2 separate regions of the Homo sapiens genome follow, and region 2 is linked to region 1. Evidence: read pairs that join two places in POLR2A ChIA-PET (ENCODE). Cell type or tissue: GM12878. All regions are shown on one strand. Each heading gives the region's core, and the rest is flanking DNA. Links, peaks and the distances in the headings are about the cores only. Region 1 has its middle 34 kb from the start of ZBTB8B. Region 2 overlaps YARS1 (tyrosyl-tRNA synthetase 1).

The links. Peaks named below come from ENCODE experiments on the same cell type or tissue, not always from the same donor. Only the 100,000 strongest peaks of a DNase experiment are listed, where the experiment ranks them.
Region 2: POLR2A ChIA-PET joins it to region 1 with 7 read pairs; 1 of 35 experiments calls an interaction of 5 or more read pairs at or near these places.

What each region holds. Positions count from the first base shown.
Region 1 is chr1:32,423,049-32,439,300 of GRCh38, reverse strand. It overlaps the pseudogene LRRC37A12P. Among named protein-coding and RNA genes, the nearest start is that of ZBTB8B, 34 kb to the left of the region's middle. RefSeq lists enhancers at 406-1,189, 7,092-7,421. In GM12878, for the core only: no CTCF peak of the experiment used is centred there; a DNase peak (open chromatin) is centred at 7,100; H3K27ac peaks cover 664 bases.
Region 2 is chr1:32,809,699-32,812,198 of GRCh38, reverse strand. YARS1 (tyrosyl-tRNA synthetase 1) reads left to right here. Exons shown (of 13, transcript NM_003680.4): 2 at 1,142-1,288; 3 at 1,433-1,608. Among named protein-coding and RNA genes, the nearest start is that of YARS1, 6.4 kb to the left of the region's middle. RefSeq lists enhancers at 594-1,229, 1,230-1,866. In GM12878, for the core only: no CTCF peak of the experiment used is centred there; no DNase peak of the experiment used is centred there; H3K4me3 peaks cover 140 bases.

The DNA.
Region 1 (16,252 bases), core at 5,995-8,494:
GAAATCCCATCTCTCCTAAAAATACAAAATTAGCCAGGCGTGGTGGTGCATGCCTGTAATCCCAGCTAGTTGGGAGGCTGAGGCAGGAGAATTGCTTGAACCTAGGAGGCGAGGGTTGTGTTGAGCCGAGATGGCGCCATTGCACTCCAGCCTGGGCAACAAAAGCGAAACTCTGTCTCAAAAAAAAAAAAAAAAAAAAGATGTCCCAGCTCAAGCAGTAAGACAGAAAAGAAGCTGTGGGCTGCGAACAGTGGTTCATGCCTGTAGTACCAGGACTTCAGGGGGCCAAGATGGAAGGATTGTTTGAGGTCAAGAGTTGGAGACTAGCCTGGGCAATATAGCAAGACCCCTTCTCTACAAAAAATTTAAAAATTAGCTCAGCAAGGTGGTGCACACCTGTAGTCCCAGCTACTTGGAAGGCTCAGGCAGTGAGTTCAAGGTTGCAGTGAACTCTTGTCAATGAAAAGAGTTGAACTCTGTAAAATATTTGAAGAGATTTATTCTGAGCCAAATATGAGTGACTAATGGCCCGTGCCCATGAGACACCCCCAGGAGATCCTGAAAACATGTGCCCAAGGTGGTTGGGCTACAGCTTGGTTTTATACATCTTAGGAAGACGTAAGACACCAATCAATACATGTAAGATGTAAACTTTCTGGTTTGGTCCAGAAAGATGGGACAACTGGAGGTGGGGTGGTAAAAGGACTTCTAGGTCATAGGTGGATTCAAAAATTTTCTTTTTTTTTTTTAATCCTATTCTGTTGGTCCTGAGGCTCCAAAAATATTCGAATTAGCAATTGGTTGAAAGAGTTTACCTAAAGACCTGGAATCAATGGAAAGGAATGTCTGGGTTAAGATAAGGGGTTGTGAAGACCAGAGTTTTATCATGCAGATGAAGCCTCCAGGTAGCAGGCTTCAGAGAGAATAGATTGTGAATGTTTCTCATCAGATTTAACTAGCCTGTTCTGCCAGTCTTAAGGTCTCTGCATTGATGTTAATCTGGCCAGCTGTGCCTGAATTCCAAAAGGGAGGAGGATATACTGAAGCATGTTGGACCCCCACTTCTCATCATGGCCTGAACTAGTTTTTCAGGTTAACTTTGGAATGCCCTTGGCCAAGAAGAGGGCTCACCTGTCAGTTGTGGGTTTAGAATTTTATTTTTGGTTTACACTATCATTGTGCTGCTGCACTCCAGCATGGGTAACAGAGCAAGACCCTATCTGTCTCAAAAAAACAAAAGAAAAGAAAAGAAGCCCTGACTTTCATGCATGTCTCTGTGAAGAGACCACCAACCAAGCTTTGTGTGAGCAACATGGCTGTTTATTTCACCTGGGTGCAGGTGGGCTGAGTCCGAAAAGAGAGTCAGTGAAGGGAGATAAGGGTGGGGCCGTTTTATAGGATTTGGGTAGATAAAGGAAAATTACAGTCAAAGGGGGTTTGTTCTCTGGCAGGCAGGAGTGGGGGTCGCAAGGTGCTCAGTGGGGGAGCTTTTTGAGCCAGGATGAGCCAGGAAAGGGACTTTCACAAGGTAATGTCATCACTTAAGGCAAGGACTGGCCATTTTCACTTCTTTTGTGGTGGAATATCATGAACCAGCCATCTGGATGTGTACGTGCAGGTCACAGGGGATATGATGGCTTAGCTTGGGCTCAGAGGCCTGACATTCCTGTCTTCTTATATTAATAAGAAAAATAAAATGAAATAGTGGTAAAGTGTTGGGACGGTGAAAATTTTTGGGGGTGGTATGGAGAGATAATGGGCGATGTTTCTCAGGGCTGCTTCGAGCGGGATTAGGGGTGGTGTGGGAACCTAGAGTGGGAGAGATTAAGCTGAAGGAAGATTTTGTGGTAAGGGGTGATATTGTGAGACTGTTAGAAGAAACATTTGTCATTTAGAATTATTAGTGATGGCTTGGATACGGTTTTGTATGAATTGAAAAACTAAACGGAATAAGAGAAGAAGAAAAACAGGTATTAAAGGTCTAAGAATTGGGAGGACCGAGGACATCTAATTAGAGTGCCTAAGGAGATTCAGCATAGTCCTGTCAGCAAAGATTATTTATTTACTTCAAGAGTTAAGAGTGGCAGTTTGAGGATAGCACCAGGAGATATCAGCTGTGATGGCTTGGAGAAACAGTGTAAACCAGCAGTGTAAACAAGAGTAGGGCATTTATAAGTAGTTGAGAATGGAGAATAGGAGTATGACTAGACAGAAGATAGTAGGGATGACAAGTTTTTTTGGGGGGCACAGTCTAAGTTGGTCTGGTGTCTGGAATGAGACTGGGGCCTAATAAAAAGGAGCGTCTATACAGGAGCTCAAATGGGCTGTACCCTGTAGCATTCTGAGGACAGGTCTGACTTCTGAGAAGGGAAAGTGGTAAAAGTATTGTCCAGTCCTTTTTAAGTTGGTGGCTGAGCTTGGTGAGGTGTGTTTTTAAAAGACCTTTAGTCTGTTCTACTTTTCCTGAAGATGGAGGACCGTAAGGGATATAAAGGTTTCACTGAATACCAAGAGCATGAAAAACTGCTTGGCTGATTTGACTAATAAAGGCTGGTCTGTTGTCAGACTGTATAGAGGTGGGAAGGCTAAACTGAGGAATTATGTCTGACAGAAGGGAAGAAATGACTGCGGTGTCTTCTCAAACCCTGTAGGAAAGGCCTGTACCTATCCAGTGAAAGTGTCTACCTAGACTAAGAGGTATTTTAGTTATCTGACTTGGGGCATGTTGAGTAAAGCTAATTTGCCAGTCCTGGGTGGGGGCAAATCCTCGCGCTTGATGTGTAGGGAAGGGAGGGGGCCTGAATAATCCCTGAGGAGTAGTAGAACAGCAGATGGAACACTGAGAAGTTATTTTCTTGAGGATAGATTTCCATGATGGAAAGAAAATGAGAGGTTCTAAGAGGCGGGCTAGTGGCTTATACTATAGCATAGCCTGCCTTTGCTGGTGTGTGGCGATTAGGCCTGGTGGAACTGCCATCAATAAATCAAGCATGATCAGGGTGAGGAACAGGAAAGAAGGAAATATGGGGAAATGGGGTGAATGTCAGGTGGATCAGAGAGATACAGTCATGAAGGTCAGGTCTGGTATCCAGAATAACGTGGGAGGCCGAATTGAAGTCCGGGCCAGGAACAATGGTAATTGTGGGACTTAACAAAGAGTGAGTACAGCTGAAGGAGCCGGGGAGCAGAAAGTATATGCGTCAGGTATGAGGAAGAAAATAGATTTTGGAAGTTATGAGAAATGTAGAGAGTGAGTTGAGCATAGTTTGTGATTTTTAGGGCCTCTAAAAGTATTAAAGCAGCAGCAGCCGCTGCGCACAGACATGAGGGCTAGGCTAAAACAGTAAGGTCAAGTTGTTTGGACAGAAAGGCTATAGGGAGAGGTCCTGGCTCTTGTGTAAGAATTCTGACCCCACTAACCATGCCTAGGAAGGAAAGGAGTTGTTGTTTTGTAAGGGATTGAGATTTGGGAGATGAATCAGACACAATCAGCAGGGAGAGCACGTGTGTTTTTATGAGAATTATGCCGAGATAGGTAACAGATGAGGATGAAATTTGGGCTTGACTGAAGTAATGGGGGCTGTCTGTGAAGCCTTGCGGCAGTACAGCCCAGGTAATTTGCTGAGCCTAATGGGTGTCAGGGTTAGTCTAACTGAAAGCGAATTGAGGCTGGGATGAAGGTGCAAAGGAATAGTAAAGAAAGCATGTTTGAGATCCAGAACAGAATAATGGGTAGTAGAGGGAGGTATTGAGGATAGGAGAGTATATGGGTTTGGCACCACGGGGTGGATAGGCAAGACAATTTGGTTGATAAGGGGCAGATTCTGAACTAACCTGTAAGCCTTGTCTGGTTTTAGGACAGGTAAAATGGGGGAATGGTAAGAAGAGTTTATAGGGTTTAAAAGGCCATGCTGTAGCAGGCAAGTGATAACAGGCTTTAATCCTTTCAAAGCATGCTGTGGGATGGGATATTGGCATTGAGTGGGGTAAGAGTGATTAGGTTTTAATGGGATGGTAAGGGGTGCATGATCGGTCGCTAAGGAGGGAGCAGAGGTGTCTTATACTTGTGGGTTAAGGTGGGGAGATACAAGGGGAGGATGTGAAGGAGGCTTTGAACTGGGGGAAAAGGCAACAGTGAGGTGTGGCTGTAGCCTAGGAACAGTCAGGGAAGCAGATAATTTAGTTAAAGTGTCTCGGCCTAATAAGGGAACTGGGCAGGTGGGGATAACTAAAAAGGAGTGCTTAAAAGAGTATTGTCTAAGTTGGCACCAGAGTTGGGGAGTTTTAAGAGGTTTAGAAGCCTGGCCGTCAATATGCACAACAGTTATGGAAGCAAGGGAAACAGGCCCTTGAAAAGAAGGTAATGTGGAGTGAGTAGCCTCCGTATTAAGAAGGGGACGGACTTACCTTCCACTGTGAGAGTTACCTAGAGCATGTGTGATGGTCCTGTAGGCTTCTGAGGCGATCGGGCAGTGTCAGTCTTCAGCTGCTAAGCCGAGAAGATCTGGGAAGGAGTCAGTCAGAGAGCCTTGGGCCAGAGTTCCAGGGGCTCTGGGAGCGGCTGCCAGGTGAGTTGAACAGTCCGATTTTCAGTGGGGTCCCACAGAGATGGGACATGGCTTAGGAGGAATCCCGGGTTGTGGGCATTCCTTGGCCCAGAGGCCAGATTTCCAGCACGTGTACCAAGCTCTTGGGGGAGGAGGTTCTGGAGGAACGCCTGGCTGCTGCAGTTCAGGTGTTTGGAAGTTCTTGTGTGCTGGAGATGTGGCTGGGGTTTGTCTCACAGTGGAGGCAAGGAATTGCAACTCAGAAATACATTGCTACTTGGCTGCCTCTACTCTATTATTGTACACCTTGAAGGTGAGGTTAATTAAGTCCTGTTATGGGGTTTGAGGGCTGAAATTTAATTTTTGGAGTTTTATTTAATGTCAGGAGCAGATTGGGTAATAAAATGTATATTGAGAATAAGACGGCCTTTTGACCTTTTAGGGTCTAGGGCTGTAAAGCGTCTCAGGGTTGCTGCTGAACGAGCCATGAGCTGGGCTGGGTTTTTCATATTTGATGAAAGAGCCTAAATGCTCACTGATTTGGGAGAGGTCTGATAAAGAAAAAGGAGCATTAACCTTGACTATGCCTTTAGCTTCAGGCACCTTTTTAAGAGGAAATTGCTGGGCAGGTGGGGGAGGGCTACTCACGGAATGAAAATGTAAACTGGACCAGGTGTGAAGAGGGGAGGTGATAAAAAGATTATAGGGTGGAGGAGCGGAGGCTGAGGAAGAATTGGGACCTAGCTTGGCCTGGCGAGAAGCAGCCTGGGGAGGAGGGGAGAGGTCAGATGGGTCTGTAGAAAAGGAAGATTAGAAAGACTCAGCGACACTTGGGGTTGGGACTGAGGGGACAGGTGGGACGGAAAGAAGGAAGATTTGGGACAAGTTGCACTGGACACAGAGACTAGGGAGGAATGGATGTGTAAAAGAATGCCTGGACGTCAGGCACCTCAGACCGTTTGCCCATTTTATGACAAGAATTATTTAGATCTTGCAGTATGGAAAAATTGAAAGTGCCATTTTCTGGCTATTTGGAACCACTGTCGAATTTGTATTGGGGTCAAGCAGCATTGTAGAAGAAAATAAGGCATTTAGGTTTTAGGTCAGGTGAGAGTTGAAGAGGTTTTATGTTCTTAAGAACACAGGCTCTAAGGGAGAAGAAGGAGGAATGGAGGGTGGAAGGTTGCCTATAATGAAGGAGGCAAGTTTAAAGAAAAGGGAGAGTAGAGACATGGAGGGAAGCGGTTCGGGGGTTCTTACCTTCCAGAAAAGTGGGAAAGGGGTTGAGGCACAGAGATAGGAGGTCGGGGCATGGAAATAAGGGATCAGGGCACAGAGATGTAAGAGGTTGGAGTGTGGAAATAAGGGATCAGGGCGCAGAGATACGAGGTTGGGGTACTTGCCCCTCCCCTAGAAAAGTGGGACTTGCTGCTAAGGGTGAAGGAGAAGGGGTTGGGGGTTTCTTGCCCCCCAGAAAGGCAGAGAAGGGGTAGAGACATGGAGAGAAGGGGTTGGGGTACTTGCCCCTCCCCCAGAAAAGCGGGACTTGCAGCTAAGGGTGAAGGACCAAGGCAGGCATCCCTCCGTGGTCTGACACCTCTGAAACCTGGGTGAATAATCAGAGAGCATCCCTGCAATGATTATACACCAAGGGAAGGCTGCCTTACCTAGTCTGTGACCGGCACCGGAGTTTTAGGTCCACGGATAAAACATGTCTCCTTTGTCTCTACCAGAAAATGAAAGGAATTGAAATTAAGAGAAGGGAGAGATTGAAGTGTGGCGCCAAGTTTGAAAGGAGAAAGAGGTTGAGGGATAGTGAGGGAGGTTGGAGAAGAGAGTAAAAAGAGGCTGCTTACCGGATTTGAAATTGGTGAGATGTTTCTTGGGCTGGTTGGTCTGAGGACTTGAGGTCGTAAGTGGACCTTTCTCACGGAGCAAAGAGCAGGAGGACAGTCGATTGATCTCCCAAGGGAGGTCCCCCAATCCAAGTCACGGCACCAAATTTCATGTGCGTCCGTGTGAAGAGAATACCAAACAAGCTTTGTGTGAGCAACATGGCTGTTTATTTCACCTGGGTGCAGGTGGGCTGAGTCCGAAAAGAGAGTCAGTGAAGGGAGATAAGGGTGGGGCCGTTTTATAGGATTTGGGTAGACAAAGGAAAATTACAGTCAAAGGGGGTTTGTTCTCTGGCGGGCAGGAGTGGGGGTCGCAAGGTGCTCAGTGGGGGAGTTTTTGAGCCAGGATGAGCCAGGAAAAGGACTTTCACAAGGTAATGTCATCACTTAAGGCAAGGACTGGCCATTTTCACTTCTTTTGTGGTGGAATATCACCAGTTAAGGCAAGGAACCAGCCATCTGGATATGTACGTGCAGGTCACAGGGGATATGATGGCTTAGCTTGGGCTCAGAGGCCTGACACTGACTTCTTCCATGCTCTGAGTTTTGTTCTATTTAGGCCCTCAACAAATTAGATTATGCCTACCCACACTGCGGAAGGCAAGCTGCTTGACTGAGTCCAGAGATTCAAATGCTAATCTCATCTGGAAATACCCTTAAAGACACACCCAGAAATAATGTCTAACCAGATGTCTGGGAATCCCCTGATCCAGTCAAGTTGACACATAAAATTAACATCACACATGATATATCCCGAATAGGCAAATCCATAGAGACAGAAAGATGATTAGCAGTTAACAAGGCATGGGGGAGGGGGAAATGAGCAATAATTACTTAATGGGGATGGGATGTTTTTCTAGAGTAGTAAAAAATGTTGAAATGGGCCAGGCACAGTGGCTCACGCCTGTAATGCCAGCCCTTAGGGGGACTGAGGAGGGCAGATCACCTGAGGTCAAGAGTTTGAGATCAGCCTGAATAACATGGTAAAACCCCATCTCTACTGGGCACCTGTAAAAATTAGCTGGGCATGGTGGCAGGTACCTGTAATCCCCATTACCTGGGAGGCCAAGGCAGGAGAATTGCTTGAACCTGGGAAGTGGATGTTGGAGTAAGCTGAGATTTCACCACTGCACTCCAGCCTGGGTGACAGAGCAAGACTCTGTCTCAAAAAAAAAAAAAAAAAAAAAAGTTGAAACTAAGGAGAGTTGCTGGTGTACAACATTGTGAATACACTAAATGCCACTGAATTGTACACTTTAAAATAGTTAATTGTATGTTGCATGACTTTGACTTCAATTTTTAAAAAAAGCCTAGAAAACTCTTTCTCTGCTGCTGTGTAGTGACGCAGAGGCAGAGGCTTGTGTGCATTCAAGATTTGGCTTCACCTGTAACCCACCACCACGGCCGAGGAAGGCATTGCTGCAGGAGTTGTGGACATCAATACTGCTTTACAAGAGGCTCTGAAAATTGCCCTCAGCCACAATGTTCTGGCACTTGGAATTTGTTTATTTATTTATTTTATTTTATTTTTATTTATTTAGACAGGGTCTTACTGTGTTGCCCAGGCTGGAGTGCAGTGGCCCAATCATGGCTCAGTGCAGCCTGGACCTCCTGGGCTCAAGCGATTCTCCTACTTCAGCCTCCCCAGTAGCTGGGGCTTCAGGTGTGTACCACCACATCTAGCTAATTTTTATATTTCTTGTAGAGACAAGGTTTTGCCATGTTGCCCAGGCTTGTCTTGTAGTCCTGAGCTCAAGCAATCTACCCACCTCAGCCTCTCAAAGTCCTGGGATTACAGATGTGAGCCACTGTGCCCAGCCAAGACTAGGTTAGATTTCTTAGTGAGAATTGTCTACTGAGAGTAGAGATGCAATGAGAGAGTTGTCTACTGAGAGTTGTCTACTGAGCCCTAAGAAAGTGTTCCCAGCCGGGTGTGGTGGTTCATGCCTGTAATCCCAGCACTTTGGGAGGCCAAGGTGGGTGGATCACCTGAGGTCAGGAGATCGAGACCATCCTGGCTAACACAGTGAAACCCCGTCTCTACTAAAAATACAAAAAATTAGTAGGGTGTGGTGGCAGGCACCTATAGTCCCAGCTACTTGGGAGGCTGAGGCAGGAGAATGGCATGAACCTGGGAGGCAGAGCTTGCAGTGAGCTGAGATGGTGCCACTGCACTCCAGCCTGGGCAACAGAGAAAGACTCCATCTCAAAAATAAAAAATAAAAGAAAGAAAGAAAGAAAGTGTTCCCTTCTCCTTTGCCTGTAGAATTTGCTGAAGAATTTGATCCTCCTTTAATTGGGAAAATTATCCTAATTGCTGGAGAAAACAGGTCTCTTTTTCCCCCTTAGCCAGAACTAAAGTCCACACCTAGCATGTCCTAGGGGTTGAAAAGTAGACAAATATAGGGCAGAATAGGTCTTCCCAAATAAAAAAATTACAGGAATTTACTACTTTATTTAATGAGAGGGCAGGGGACTATTTATGGAGGTGGATTTGGAAGGTTCTCAACTAAGGCAAATCTGAATATAATTTTAGATCAAAATGAATTTATCGATTCGAGTGTACTTACTGGCCGATTCTGCATCCGATGCTCTCCCACTGACAGCTGCCAACCATTATTGTAGAAATTCGAAGTGTTAGTTTATGCAAACCTGGATATGATTCTGGCCCATCATTAATTTGTACAACAGTGGAAGTCTCTTGACATAAATTAGAGGAAGAAATTTAAAGACCTCAGGAGGCAAGAATGATTTACTGAATCTATATATGTATCTTGCTGAGCAACCCAATAATTATATTCCTTGAAAAGGCACAGAATTCACCTTCATTACCAAAGCTAGAGGACAATTGATGAAGGAAGTGCCAAAATCATTAAAAAGCACTTTCCTGACCATCCTCTCTAAGCCCAGAATAGTTGTGGTTGGGTTCACCATTGAAATGGCTCTGACCTCAAGGAGGATGAGAGGATTCTGGGTTGTTAGAGGCCATGTGGTGACAGTGAAGCAGCTACATCATCTGGTGTATATATGCTGGGGTTCATTGTTGTGTGCCAGGAAAATTTAGGACACGGACACACACAAGTTTAGGAGTGCAGGTTTAATAGGTAGAAGAGAAGAGAAAGAGAAACAGCTTCCTCCATGGAGGAAGGTGTCTCCAAGCGGAAAGGACCGAGTGGAAAAGGACTGGCTGTCGGTGAATGCACTGAGTTTTATAGTCCAGTTTGAGGAGGTGGTGTCTGATTTATGTAGTGCTTAATTGGTTCAATAAGGTATGACATTTACATAGTATACAGGGAAGACTGGTTGCCTCATCTTAATCTTACTATGCAAATGGGCTTTCCAGTTGATTGGCACCATCATGTCTGCTCCTTTACAATACACGTGGCTGGCAGAGAAGGGAAGATGGAGCTGCCATCTTAAACATGTCTAGTCCTTAGTTCTTTCCTGCCAGCATTCACCCATGCAAGCTCCCAGCTTGCAGGCTGCTCTTTGTTAGAAAATGATTTGGAGGGCCGGGCACAGTGGCTTATACCTATAATCCCAGCACTTTGGGAGGCTGAGGCCAGCAGATCACTTGAGGTCAGGAGTTCGAGACCAGCCTGGCCAACATGGTGAAACCCCGACTCTACTAAAATTACAAAAATTAGCCGGGCGTGGTGGCACACACCTGTAGTCCCAGCTACTCAGGAGGCTGAGGAATGAGAATCACTTGAAGCTGGGAGGCAGAGGTTGCAGTGAGCTGAGATTGCACCACTGCACTCTAGCCTGGGCCACAGAGCAAGACTCTGTCTCAAAAAAAAAAAAAAAAAAAAAAAAAAAGAAAGAAAGTGATTTAATGATTTGGGGCTGCTTTTCATTAAAAAGAAAAGCCTTACCGAGGACTCCCATACCCTTACTATCTGCCTAAGTAATTTCTTCTTAACTCCTGTATCATTCCCCGCTCTGGAGTGGTAACCCTAACTGCTGTTAGGGAGTGTTGGGCAATGACTCTTTCTGGCTACTTCCTTCTGAAAAGGGGCGTTGTGTGGGGAACAGCAGCTAGGACTCCTCCTGAGGTCTATCTAAGGGTCCTTGGAAGAAAGGCGTGCTCATGCATAGTTCAGTCTGCAGCAGCATTTGGAGTTTGATTGCTTCTAGGCAAGAGGAAACAATTTGAGTTATAATATTGAGCAGACAAGGTCACATGAGCAAGAGAGGGCTTAATAATGGAGCTAACCAGTTCCACAAAGAAGACTGGAATTCATTAAAGAGGGATTGTAGCCATCCAGGGCTGGAACCTGCATTTTCTCTTGACCTGTCAATGATTTTTACTTGATCTTTAAGCATCTGTAAGTTTTCTTCTACTTGACTAAAGGTGTTTATCCAGAAGCAGCATGTTTCATTTAAGACTGCACAGGTACCCCACCTTTGCTGTAAGGACATCGAGGGCCAGTCGATGGCTAAAGAGTCTATGGATTGTTGTGCTTCCACAGCTCCTAATGTTGCCTTCCATCCTCGTTGCATCATAATGGAAACATTAAATGCTGACCTTTCAAGGAGAGGAATACCAGCAAACCGGAAGAGGCCTCTGGTTATGGAATTCCCCATCCATGGTCCTTCTAAGATGAGATTGTCATGTGTGTGCCCTCCCAATCTTCTCTTTCAGTTAAACCTCTACATGAGGGCATGGAAATGATAGGTCTCTTTGCTCAGCGTATTCAAGATAGTGCACTTTTTTTTTGAGAATTACAATAGGTACCTTTTATTGAAAGCTCACTGTTTGCAAAGCAGTGTACATTCATTATCAAATTAAATCATCAAAAAACCCTAAAAAGTAGGTGTCAGTATCACCTGCACTTTGTGATTGTGCCAGACAATGAGTAATAAAATAGGTAAGAATGGCTGTGGGTGAAGCCAGCTGAGTTCTCGTTATAGTCGCATTTCAGGAAATTATTTAACATGCTGACTTTAACAACCTAAGCGTCTTCTCCATGTGTGCACATAGGGTAGACCTCTGAGAGTGGCGCTGTAGCTTCTAGGGTAAAGGCTGTGTTAAGTCAAGGCAGGATGACATTTTGGCCTCCTCCCAGGCTAGTGCAAAGGGCTGTTCACTCGCATTAAGGCCTTCTCTCTCAGACTGAATTGCCCACACCCCAAAACCTGTCCTACAGAAAATTTGCAGTCCTCGCTTGTTGCCTGGCAGCCCGTACCTAATAGGGCGGTGAATTAATTATCAAACATGCAACAAAGGGTATCGAAAGTTTAGCGAAAATGGCAACATTTTGGAATAAATGACCATAATGTGTGTTCTGCCTGCCACCCTAACTGGCGCAGATTTTGCAGGTCAGTTGTTTTCCCTGGAAGCCGTATTGGCCAAGAGGAGGAAGATTATCTCTCGGATTTCAGCTTGGAGGAGAAAGAATTCAGGCTGCCAGAACTGGACTAGCACCTCTGAATATCCCGAGGTGAGGTCCCGTGACTTCCTTGGGAAGCTCTGCCGCGCCTGCACCCCACCCCACCCAACCCTACACCACCACCACCACCACCACCACCACCACCACCACAATAGGCTGCTGGAGTCTTGGGACCACCAAGGTCTGCTGCCCAAATCCTTCCTCGCTTAGGGGAGGGGAGGAGTGTTCCTGCGGGGCGGGGCGAGAAGGGAGGCTTGGGCAGGATTGTGGGATGAGATCGCCCTGGTGACGCGGAGCGGATCTAGACCTCACCTAATAAAATTTGCTTATAAAGGAGGGGGCGGTGCCCACGGTTGCTAGGGGCGCTAGCGTCTTGGGGCTGCCAGAATGGCTCCAGCTCTGTGCGCGGCGCCAGCGCATGTCACGTCCCGGCTGTGCCTCTGGCTCCCACGACCCCCTCCTCACGTAGCAACTATTGTGGCTACTCGTCCAGGCGGCTCAGCCTCTGGAGTGGGTCCAGGACCCGCTGCAGCTGATCTCCGATGCCCTGTGGCCGATGAGCCCTTGTTTTCCCGCTCCTCTGATCTCCCACCCGAATCGCCCCCATGCGCTTACCCTCCCCCCACCACGCAGACCCGGGGCCTTTGAATACCTGGGGTCCTCTGCTTCCTCCCAGATGTCAGCTCTGCCTCAGGAATCGACTGAGACTTTCACCAAGACTTTGGTTCCATTCCTGGACACGGATACAGCTGGAGAGCTGCCCCCGTGGCCAGAGCAGTTCGTTGCTGCACACCAGGATCTGAATGACAAGCTGACTCGGCAAGAAAGGCTCCCAGAGGTGGTCCCAATGCTGGACTGGGATCAGAACCAGGCCCTAGCTCGGACTCTTTGCCTCAAAAGTAAGGTTAAAACTGCAAATCTAGATCAGGCTGCAGATCATCAGGCATATGAAATACTTGTTCTACCTCTGGATAGAATTCACAAGCAACGAAGCTTATTGTTTGGCCCAAGAACCTGAAGAAAGGTCTAGCTTAGCATCGGAGGCTTGCTAAGGTTGTGGCTGGAACTCCACACCGATTTGTATAAAAACCTCAGCGTCAGAAACAAACTTTGCAGGATATTTAGATGGAAGTATGGATATACTGTATCCAGGCACCCTGTCCCCAGAACTCCAGGTGAACTCAGACGAGCCTCCAGGGCCCCCTGAGCAAGTTGGACTTTTTCAATTTCACCTAGAGCCCGAAACTCAAAATCCAGAGACCTTGAAGAGATCCAGTCCTCTTCACTCCAGCAAGAAGCCCCAGAGCAGCTTCCACAGCTCCCTGGGGAGGTAGAACCTTCTTCAACCCAGCAGGAGGCCCCAGCTCTGCCTTCACAGTCCCTTGAGAGGGTCTATTCTACTTCAACAGAGCAGGAGGCCCCAGCATAGCAGCTACCTGCCTCCGAAGAGATTGTAGCTCAGCCATCAATACATCATGAGGTAAATGTTCTATTTAGAAGTTGGAGTGAAGCAGCTAGGCGCGATGGCTCCTGCCCGTAATCCCAGCATGGGAGGCTGAGGTGGGCAGATCACAAGGTCAGGAGTTCGAGACCAACCTGGCCAAGAGACCAGCCTGGCCAGTATGGTGAAACCCCATCTCTACTAAAAATACAAAATTAGCCAGGCGTGGCGGCAGGCGCCTGTAATCCCAGCTACTTAGGAGTCTGAGGCAGGAGAATTGCTTGAACCCGGGAGGCAGAGGTTGCAGTGAGCTGAGATCACGCCACTGCACTCCAGCCTGGGCAACAGAGCAAGACTCCGTCTCAAAAAGAAAAAAAAAAAAGTTGGAGTGAAGCTCAGCACTCACACTTGCCCAGTGTCACAGTCAAACCTGTGGATGTGGAGCTTACAGTAACTCCAGAGCCAGGTAAGGAACTTACGTCAAGCCAGGAACAGGCCGCAGCTCAGCCTCCAGAGCACCCTGAGGAGGTGGACTCTTCCTCAACCCAATTAGAGGACCCAGCTCAGACACCAGAGCACCCTGAGGAGACGAAACCTTCTGCAACCCACCAAGGGACCCCAGCTGAGCCTCCAGGTCCTCCTGTGGAGGCTGAACTTTCCCCCAGTGAGCAGGAGAAGCCAGCTCAGCATTCTGAATTTCCTGGGGAGGTGAACTTTCTCAGACCCAGCAGGAGGCCCCAGCTCAGCCTCCAGAGTCCTCTGTGGAGAGTGCAGCTCAAACTCCACCGAATCATGAGGTGACACTTCACCCTCTTGGTGAGGATCAAGCTCATTATAACTTGCCCACTGTTACAGTTAAACCTGTGGATGCAGAGCTTATTATAACCTCAGAGCCTACCAAGGAGACTGAATCTTCTCCAGCCCAGCAGCAGGCCCCAACCCAGTCTCCAGAGGAGGTAGAACCTTCTGCAACCCAAAAGGAGGCCCCAGCTGAGCCTCCAGGTCCTCCTGTGGAGCCTGAACCTTCTCCAGAGAGCAGGAGCAGCCAGCTCAGCCTTCTGAGTCTTCTGGAGAGGTTGAACCTTCTCCCGCCCAGGAGGAGATCCCAGCTCAGCCTCCAAACATCATGAATTAACAGTTTTACCTCAAGCTCAGCATTCAGATTTGCCCAGTGTCACTGTTAAGTCTCCAGATATGCAGCTCACCATAGCAACGTAGCCTACTGAAGAGGTGGAAACTTCTCTAATCCACCAGGAGGCTACAGCTCAGCTCTCAGGGCCAATTAATGATGCAGAACCTTCCGCCACCCAGCATGGGGGCCCATCTCTGCCTCCAGAGTCATCAGAAGAGGCTGGACCTTTACCAGTTAAACGGTAGACTTCAATCTCCAGAAACTATTAAGGATGAGAAACCCTTTCCAACCCAGCAGGAGGCTGCAGCTGAGCATCCACAGATCCCTGAGGAGGTTGAGTCTTCTCCAACCCATCAAGAAGCCCCATCCCAGCCTTCAGAGCCCCCTAATGAAGTTGTAGCTCAATGTCCAGAGCATCATGAGGTGATAGTTTCTCCTCTAAGTCATGATCAAGTTCAGCCTCCAACATTGCAAATGTCACTGTTAAACCTGCGGATCACATGGTTTCCATGACTCCAGAGTTCACTAATCAGGTTGAAATTTTAACACAACAGGGGGTCCCAGCTCAGTCCTTAATGTCCCCTGAGCAGTTTCAACATTTGAAAGACCAGCAAGAGATTATAATTTAGCAGCTAAATACCCCTGAAAATGATGAACTTCCTCCAGTCCATCAAAAGCCCACAACTCAGCCTCCAGCTCAGCTCTCCTCAGACTTTAAGTTCATTGAATGATGAGATGGTATTTTCAACTCTAGATCTGTCTTCAATATTCAGAAGTAATTCAACTTTGACTAATGCTAGGGTCACCCCGACCAGACTGTTCTCTTTCCTTCCCACAGGCCTTACAATACAGTCCCTTGCGCTCTCCACACAGCCACCTCAGGGCAAAAGACAAACCCCCTTTCACTGACCCCTCCAGTAACTGTTTGTCCAGAAGATTTCAGCTAAACTGGCAAACAGTTACAGGACGCGGTTAACATGTCTGCTAACCTTGCTTAACAAAGCTGGCAAAAACATCTCCAGGAAGCAGGCAGAACACCTGCTCCCAACTCAGTTCACATACCCCGACCCAGTTCCTTGCCCTGTAAAGCCCTGTTGCAGCCTGTAAGCAGGGCTGTCTCCTCTGCTAGTCAAGGAGCAGCCCAGCAGGACAATAAAAACTTGCCCGCCTGACTTTGGGTCTCCTTGTCCTTTTCCTCGGCTGACCTCACAACTAATACCACAGTTAAAAATGTGGATATGGAGCTTACCATACCTATAGCAGTCACTATCGAGGTTGAACCTTCTCCATTCCAGCAGGACAACCCTCCAATTCCCACTGAGCAGGCTGACTTTTCTCTAACCCAGCCTTATACCCCTTCCCCACCTCTGGATTCTCTTGAACGGATTGAATCTCCAGCCCAGCAAGAGGCCACAGCTCAGACTCCAGATCCCCCTAAGGAAGTAGAACCTTCTCCAGTCCTGCAAGAGTTCCCAGCTGAGCCACCAGAGCCCCCTAAGGAGGTTGAACCATCTACAAGCCAGCAGGAAGCCTCAGGTGGTCCTCCAAAGTCCACTGAAGAGGTCAGTCCTCTACTGCAATGGGAGATACCAGCTCAGCCATCAGAGCCACCTGAGAAGGTTGAACCATCTCCAGTCCTACAGAAGGCCCCAACTCAGGTTTTAGAGACACATTCAAAGTAATTAACTGGCTGGGCACAGTGGCTCATGACAGTAATCCCAGTATGTTGGGAGGCCAAGGCAGGTAGATCACCTGAGGTCAGGAGTTCAAGACTAGCCTGGCCAACATGGTGAAACCCCATCTCTACTAATACTACAAAAATTAGCCAGGTGTAGATGTGGGCA
Region 2 (2,500 bases), core at 1-2,500, 380 kb before region 1:
ACTAAACTGAAAAAACTAGCCAGGCATACATGTGCTGGTAGCCCCAAGCTACTTGGAAGGCTGAAGTGGGAGGATTGTTGAGCCTGGAGGTCAAGGCTGCAGTGAGCTGTGTTTGCACAACCGGACTCCTGCCAGGGCAGCATAGCAAGACCTTGTCTCAAAAAAAAAATGAATAAATATACTCCAAAGGGAGAAGGGTATAATGAGGCATGTCAGACCCTTCCTTCCTGCCTTGGCCTGAACTAGTTTTTTAAGTTTCTTTGGGATCCTGTTGGCCAAAATGTGGGGTCCATTCCGACAGTTGGGGGGCTTAAAGTTTAGTTTTGGTTTACGGGTAGCTGCTGCAGGCAAAGATGCAGTTAGGGGCATGTCCCCACTCCCCAACATCAAGGGTGATACTAGCAGCAGCACCAACTTTACATTGGCTCTCCGCGTTGTAACCGAGCGAGTTATAGAGAAACGCCACACTCTGAGATGAATTCAGGAGTCCTTTATTAGCCAGCGACCGAGAGATGGCTAGTGCTCAAAATTCTCTCCGCCCCGAAGAAGGTGCTAGATTTTCTTTTATACTTTGGTTTAGAAAGGGGAGGAGGAGCCTAGCTGAAGCAATCTTACAGAAGTAAAACAGGCAAAAAAGTTAGAAAGACAAATGGTTACGGGAAAACAAACAGTTCCGGGCGCAGGGGCTTTAAATCCATCACAAGGTGATAGACGCGGAGGCTTTGGGTACCATCAACCAGACACAAATGCTGGGGCTTAGGGTAATATCAACTGGGCAAATTCCTGGGAACTGCGGCTATAGCTTTCCACAATATCTTATCAGTTATTTGCGTTCTTTGATGTGCTGGGAGTCAGCTTGCACAAGTTAAGTCCTTGAGGAAGGGGGGTGGGTAAGAGGCTGCAAGGGGCTACAAGTGAAGGAGCCAAAATGGAGTTTGTCTGGCTCTCTCAGCTAAGGGAGAGTCAATTCAGATTAAAACAAGGTAGGGTATCACATCTGCACTGAGAACATGGCTGGACCTCCTTGATGGCTCTGAGCCTGGATCTCCACTGACACATGCTGTTGTTTTCCTTGTCACATGGTAAAGGATGAGCAAGGTGAGGCACTGACATTAAACTAACTCTTCTGCTTCCACAATAGGAGGTTCTGGGGGAAGAGAAGCTGAAGGAGATACTGAAGGAGCGGGAACTTAAAATTTACTGGGGAACGGCAACCACGGGCAAACCACATGTGGCTTACTTTGTGCCCATGTCAAAGATTGCAGACTTCTTAAAGGCAGGGTGTGAGGTAAGAACTAATGCTATAAGCCCTTGGGGAATGACCCAAGGGAGACCCAAGAGAGACTTAACAAGGACAGGGTGGGGCTGGAGGAGACAGGTTGGAGGTAATTGGACAAATTCACATTTTGGTGGCCCCTTATCTCTTGTCCAGGTAACAATTCTGTTTGCGGACCTCCACGCATACCTGGATAACATGAAAGCCCCATGGGAACTTCTAGAACTCCGAGTCAGTTACTATGAGAATGTGATCAAAGCAATGCTGGAGAGCATTGGTGTGCCCTTGGAGAAGCTCAAGTTCATCAAAGGCACTGATTACCAGCTCAGCAAGTAAGTGCTTGATCATCCACCCTCCTTGTGGCTCTGGTGCTTCTAGCTAATTACAGGCCTGTGGAGTCCAGGCATTCTTTACATTTAGATTAGAAGCTGTCTGGCGTGACCTATTAAGAACCATTTAAAACTTTGTCCATTAAAACCTCATTGTCCTTGTAATTCATCCATCAGAAGTGTACTGACTAGTAAATGCCTTAATACTGTCCTATTTGCTGGAAATATAAACGTAACCAAAACAAAGTCCTTGGCCTTGCAGAACTCACAGCATATGGGAGAGTGATGGTGAACAATTCAGCCTCCCTTTCTCTTCCAGCCTCAGCAAATAATAATAAAAGAAATGTGAAAGAAAAATATTTCACTTATTTCTCACCGCCCCAACAATTGTTATTGCTTTTTATCTTTGTGAGTTTTGTTCATATTTGGAATGTTAGCATAGATATTTCGTGTCCTAATGTTTAACTTACTCTTTTTTTTTTTTTTTGAGGTGGAGTTTTGCTCTTGTTGCCCAGGCTGGAGTGCAATGGCGCGATCTTGACTCACTGCACCCTCTGCCTCCTGGGTTCAAGAGATTCTCCTCCCTCAGCCTCCTGAGTACCTGGGATTACAGGCATGCGCCACCACACCCGGCTAATTTTTGTATTTTTAGTAGAGACAGAGTTTCACCATGTTACCCAGGCTGACCTCTAACTCCTGAGCTCAGGTGATCCGCCCACCTCGGTCTCCCAAAGTGCTGGGATTATAGGCATAAGCCACTGCGCCCAGCCTAACTTACTCTTTCTTAACCTCAGATATGCATTTATAAGTACATAGCGCTCTATTAGTCACTTTTGCATTTAAACCCTTAGAACAACTTTTTAAAGTAAGCATTATTTTGCTAAGGAAATTAATT